Linked DNA regions of Homo sapiens: region 2 is linked to region 1. A link is an interaction called in ENCODE POLR2A ChIA-PET data of the cell type or tissue named here. Cell type or tissue: Panc1. All regions are shown on one strand. Each heading gives the region's core, and the rest is flanking DNA. Links, peaks and the distances in the headings are about the cores only. Region 1 overlaps VWA2 (von Willebrand factor A domain containing 2). Region 2 overlaps AFAP1L2 (actin filament associated protein 1 like 2).

Evidence for each region. ChIA-PET counts read pairs that join two places held together with the same protein. Peaks named below come from ENCODE experiments on the same cell type or tissue, not always from the same donor. Only the 100,000 strongest peaks of a DNase experiment are listed, where the experiment ranks them.
Region 2: POLR2A ChIA-PET joins it to region 1 with 5 read pairs; 2 of 35 experiments call an interaction of 5 or more read pairs at or near these places.

What each region holds. Positions count from the first base shown.
Region 1 is chr10:114,245,422-114,248,332 of GRCh38, reverse strand. The region is part of intron 1 of VWA2 (von Willebrand factor A domain containing 2); the gene reads right to left. It also overlaps the pseudogene AURKAP2. Among named protein-coding and RNA genes, the nearest start is that of VWA2, 7.6 kb to the right of the region's middle. In Panc1, for the core only: no CTCF peak of the experiment used is centred there; no DNase peak of the experiment used is centred there.
Region 2 is chr10:114,307,507-114,310,417 of GRCh38, reverse strand. It overlaps AFAP1L2 (actin filament associated protein 1 like 2), which reads left to right. Exons shown (of 19, transcript NM_001001936.3): 8 at 1-64; 9 at 1,901-1,985; 10 at 2,509-2,613. Among named protein-coding and RNA genes, the nearest start is that of VWA2, 70 kb to the right of the region's middle. In Panc1, for the core only: no CTCF peak of the experiment used is centred there; no DNase peak of the experiment used is centred there; H3K27ac peaks cover 1,962 bases.

The DNA.
Region 1 (2,911 bases), core at 150-2,649:
CTCAGGGTCTCCATTTCTTCATGAGGAGTTAGAATTCAACAGGCTGAAGATCTGATTTTCAATGTCCTCATCTTCTGAAACCTTCTAATGTGGTTAACAAACCTTCCCCTAGCTAAGAAGACAACATCTGAAGAAAGCCTGCACTATCTAAATTATCCACTAATCATCTAAATTATTTATAAATCGTAATCCGGCTGAAGGAAGAGGACTTTTTTTTTTTTTTTTGAGATGGAGTCTTATTCTGTAGCCCAGGCTGGAATGCAGTGGCACGATCTTGGCTCACTGCAACCTCCGCCTCCCGGGGTTCAAGTGATTTTTGTGCCTCAGCCTCCCGAGTAGCTGGGACTACAGGTACATGCCACCACACTTGGCTGAGAAAAATTATTTTTTGAGAAGTTTTTTTAAAAAAAAACTTCACCACCCATGCAGGAGCCACACCTGCCCCATGGTGGCAGAGAGCCTACATGAACCCAGGGGCCCTCATCCTCATCCTGGTGCCCTGTGACCTTGGGAGAGGCTGTGGTTCCTCCCTTACAAAGTGAAGAGAAGGGCCCTGATGTGGCTAAGCTGTTTTATGGTTTTAAAAGTCCCATTGGACTCCTGCCTCCATCATGGACCTATGATGTTTGGACCTCAAGATACATCCAGCTCCGTTTTGTTTTTTTTTTTGACATAGTTATTTGCATATTTAAAGTTTACACACATGCCATGACTCCAGTGTTTTTTAAAAAATAAGCCCTTCGCGGTGGCTCTTGTCTGTAATCCCAGCACTTTGGGAGGCCGAGGCAGGTGGATCACCTGAGTTCAGGAGTTCACGACCAGCCTGGCCAACACGGTGAAACAGTGTCTCTACTGAAAATACAAAAAATTAGCCAGACATGGTGGTGGGCACCTATAATTCCAGCTACTCAGGAGGCTGAGGCAGGAGAATCACTTGAACCTGGGATGCAGAGGTTGCAAGTCCCTAAATGGAGGTAGAGCATGTGTTCCTATTTTATACACTCTCATATGGGAGATAAGTGGTTAAAGATGACTAGAAACCCAACCAGGCCTACCGGGGTGCTGGACAGACACAGAGCATTTCTAAGGGAATGCCACCAGAGAACAAATACAAATCTGTACAGAAATCTTTTTTTTTTTTTTCACACTTAAAAAGAATCACATCCTCATTCCAACAGCTTTACTAGGCTTGGCCAACCCAATAAGTGACACACTCACTCAGGTACTGGGAAGGTTATTGCACAGCTCCTTAACCGATCGAGTCAGGGCAAAGTGGTCACTTTCCCCACAGCCACACTCTGGATTTGTCTCCTGGGAAGAAACCATGCCTGGCCCAGGCTGAGGGGGCAGCTGCAGCGGAACCTTGCCTCCAGATTACGAACCAGTATAAGTAGCACAATTCTTGTGGCTACTTTCACTTCAGAGTGTCATGTTTATTGATGTGGAGCTTTCTGAATAGGGAGGTTCAGGCATTGCCAGGTGCTCAGTAAAACAAATATTTCTTGTAGCGCTCTAGATTGAGGGCAGCAGTCAATGGTAAAATAAATTTTAGTAGCATGTTCCTGAAAGGTTATACAGCAGCCCTGGTTCAAGGATTTCTCCCCCTGCACGATTCCTAAGACTGTTTGCTAGTTGATTCTTTGTTTTGGGAATTTAATGGTTTTGATGAATTTGCTGTGATCCAGGGGTGTTCAAGTACTTCTCTGAGCATTGGCCTCTGGCTGGGATTATGCTTCAACAGTCTTAAAATGAGGTCCTGGGTCCCTCTGTTACAGTCAGGGAATGTGAATTCAACCCATGATACTCGTTTTTTTTTTTTTTTTTTTTGAGATGGAGTTTCTTTCACTCTTGTTGCCCAGGCTGGAATGCAATGGCATGGTCTTGGCTCACTGCTACCTCTGCCTCCCGGGTTCAAGCGATTCTCCTGTCTCAGCCTTCTGAGTAGCTGGGATTACAGGCATGCGCCACCACGCCCAGCTAATTTTTGTATTTTTAGTAGAGACGGGGTTTCACCATGTTGATCAGGCTGGTCTTGAACTCCTGACCTCAGGTGATACGACCGCCTCGGCCTCCCGAAGTGCTGGGATTACAGGCGTGAGCCACCATGCCCAGCCCAACCCGTGATATTCTTTTGTAGGTCTCTTGGTGTACGTTTGCCTCAAAAGGAGGCTTCCCAACTAAAAATTCATAGCAAAGAACACCAAGGCTCCAGAGATCTACCTTCTCACCATGCATCTGACCTCCAATCATCTTGGGCGGGGGGCGGGGGCAGGTAGTCCAGGGTGCCACAGAGAGTGGTCCTCCTGGAGGATGGAGCATGTACTGACCACCCAATATTCTCAGACTGTGTGGTTATTTCCATGATGCCACCAGATTCTACCTAATTCTAAAATATGCACCACTTGGAACTGTCTATAGAGCTCCTTGGATTTCAAAGCAGTCCTAAAACAAACTATTATAAAACAAATGTCCCTGCCAGCTGAGAGTCTTCGTGCAGGGTCTTCCTGCTTCAAATGACTAAGAGGCTCAAGTCTTCTCCTGATCTAAGTGAAAATCAGACACCTAACATGGCAAGAGCCAGTATGTCAGGAGCTCTACAGACACGATCAAAGGGAGAAAGGTGGTGAGAAGGATACTGGCCTGCAGCACATACTTCCTGCTAGCTTCCAGCCCTGTGCATGCCAGCAAGAAAGACTCATTTTCCCCTAAGGACATTTTTTTTTTCCCTCTTACTCCACACCACAGAGGCAGAACAAGCCCCCACCTGCCGCCTGTGAGTCAGGCAATGGCGAGGCATTGAGGATGCGGTGAAGAGCTTCTCAATGCTGTCTCTATTCCTTAGGTTCAGGACGATTTTACGGAGTTACAGCTTCTGACCCTGGGCACTGGCAGGAGACTGAGGCTCAGGCCT
Region 2 (2,911 bases), core at 326-2,825, 62 kb before region 1:
TTCCGAAGGAGCATCTGAAGGAAACCAGTACACCCCGGATGCCCAGCGCTTTAACTGCCAGAAAGTAAGCCTCTGCCCTGCCTGGAGGGAGAGTCCCCTTCCATGTTTTCTCTGTAAAAATTAAAAGTGCAAAATTGGGAGCTTCGTTTTTATATTTCAGTCCAATTAATAAGAAACATACAATGCTTGAGGCCGGGCAGGGTGGGCTCACGCCTGTAAGCCAAGCACTTTGGGAGGCTGAGGCAGGTGGATCACCTGAAGTCAGGGATTTGAGACCAGCCTGGCCAACATGGTGAAACCGTGCCTTTACTAAAAATACAAAAATAGCCAGGCGTGGTGGTGGGCGCCTGTAATCCCAGCTACTCGGGAGCCTGAGGCAGGAGAATCACTTGAACCCAGGAGGCGGAGGTTGCAGTGAGCTGAGATAGCGCCAGTGCACTCCAGCCTGGGTGACAGAGGGAGACTCCATCTCAAAAAAAGAAAAAAGAGAAGAAGAAACATACACTGCTTGGAAAAGAGGAGTAACTCTAGCTTGGCAGGAAAATGGAGGAAACGGATACAGACCTAAAATATTTTCTTGCTTGTAGGTGCCGGGGGTGGGCGAATGGGGAGACAGGGGGAAGCTTTATTGGAACAACAGTCACTTTGGCCTGCATTCTTAAGTAGGGAGATTGATTTTATGAGGCACTTCCTTTCCCCTTATTCCTCAGTAGCGCCTCTGGGCTTGGGGCACTATCTCAAGGCTGATTGCAACCAAAGGGCTGTAGTCCTCATTTGCATGGTGCTTTCGGGGAGCTTTAGGCTTAAAGGTCAAGGCTGAAAAAGTTGAATTAGGTTCTGGCCAAAAGGAGGATCATCACCTGTGGGGTCACATTTCCTGTCCCTGAGTACCTGCAGGTAGGTGTCCTGAAGCGTGGGCACACATAGAACAGCCAGAACATCACTGTGGCTCCTCTTGGGGTCCCCACCCCAGCAGGGAGGAAAACAAGAGGCACACAGAGGGCTCGAGCAGAAAGGAGGCCACTTACTCTCCAGAAGGCACAGGTCATCCCACATGGAGAAATAGCCCACAGTCCTTCCAGATTCCAGAGTGACTCAGGAGGGGCCATTTTTCATTATCTCATTTATTCCTTGGCCACTGACAAGAAAACAAAAGTTGGAAAGAAGTTGGGTTTTCTTCAAAGACTCGGCATGCAGTGCTTCCTTGGCCAGGGACTGCTGGCCCTGGACCCTGCCTAAGGCCGGTCCTGTTGCTTGGGAGACTGTCAGCTTGTTTTCCAGAGGTATGGAGTCGGTGACTCTCTAAACGCAGCTTGATTGGAATATTCTGAGGGTTTCATGTTCTAACAGTAGCAGCAGCTACACTTTTCTAGGGATCATCTTGAGTCCCCAACACCCCTGTGAGCAGACTGGGATGTCATCCCTATGTGACACATGCAGAGTGAGGCTCAGAGAGGCTCATTTAACTTGGGCACCAGCCTGGCAGCAGAATGCTCCGGCCAGGACTCAAATCACATGGTCTGCTCCTGTGCAGACGAACCAGCTCACATTGCTAGAACAGTCAGCTCTCAAAAGACTTCTTCACACTCTCAGTATGAGTGGTTTCTAGCTTGACAGTTAACATCATAGGGGATGCAGACTCTAATGCCACCCCTGAGCAGCCTGCTTGCCCTGCCCACTGGCTACAGGGTCACTGTCACATCAGGTTGAGCAGCCATTTGGAAGCTGGGCCAATGTCCTACCAGTGACCTGGATTCTGCCGTTTAGGTGGCCGGCAGGGATTTGCTCAGCTGACCTCTGGCATACAACCAAGAGCCATCTATTATTTTCCCTTCAATTGTGGTCTCCAAGGTAACTGTTCCCAGCCAGTGATCCCCATTCATGTCGCTTTTGTCCATAGCCAGATATAGCTGAGAAGTACCTGTCGGCTTCAGAGTATGGGAGCTCCGTGGATGGCCACCCTGAGGTCCCAGAAACCAAAGACGGTAACATCATGTGGTTGGGAGGGGAATGGTGTCCCAGGCTGTGAGGCTGGGCTGTCAGGCTCAACCCTGATGGGTTTTAGCAGCGGATTCTAACATGGCCCCCTATTAATAAACCACTCGGAAATACTGCTGTTAGATCCAGGAAAAAGGGAGACTCGGCCAAATTGAAGTTAAGCTTCATGAAATGCTGGGGATAGAATGTTCTTCCATCTCTTCTTGTTTGCTAACCCTATTTCAAATCTCTTTGAGCCAGTACAGTGTGTAAAGATTCTCAAGTGGTTGCATATTCTATAAGAAGTCTGTGTACCCCTCTTGAGTGTGTGACTTTAAAGACACCTGACTGTGGCCTGCAGGTCCTGGTTTGAGGAGATGTGTGTGTGTGTATGCGTGCATATGTGCGCGCATATGTAGCGGGGAGGGATGGGTGGATGGAGTGGAAATGGGTTTGCTATTTTTTCCATCTCTCATGGGCACGTGGGTGGACCACGTGCAATACGAATTGCTTTCTGTCTCATCTTGACAGTCAAGAAGAAATGTTCTGCTGGCCTCAAACTGAGCAACCTAATGAATCTGGGCAGGAAGAAATCCACCTCACTGGAGCCTGTGGAGAGGTCCCTCGAGACATCCAGTAAGAATTGTAGCTACCTCCGGGACCACAGGCTCATTTCCTGGGCTGGAACCTGCAGGAAGGCGAGCTCAGACAGCGAAGGCAGGGGGTTTTAGGTCTTCCGTAAACATCTCTAGGAATGGAGAGCCTGCAGCCCTCAGGTTCCCGTCTGTTGTTACTGCAGGCAGTTCTTTATGCCTGATCCAACTCTCTCTTGCTGCAATGTTGGGGCCTTTGTGGAAGTGAAGGGTAACTGATTGGTGTCCTCCTAGTATTCTTTTAAAAATGATGTTCATTTGATCTATATTTACAGGGTATA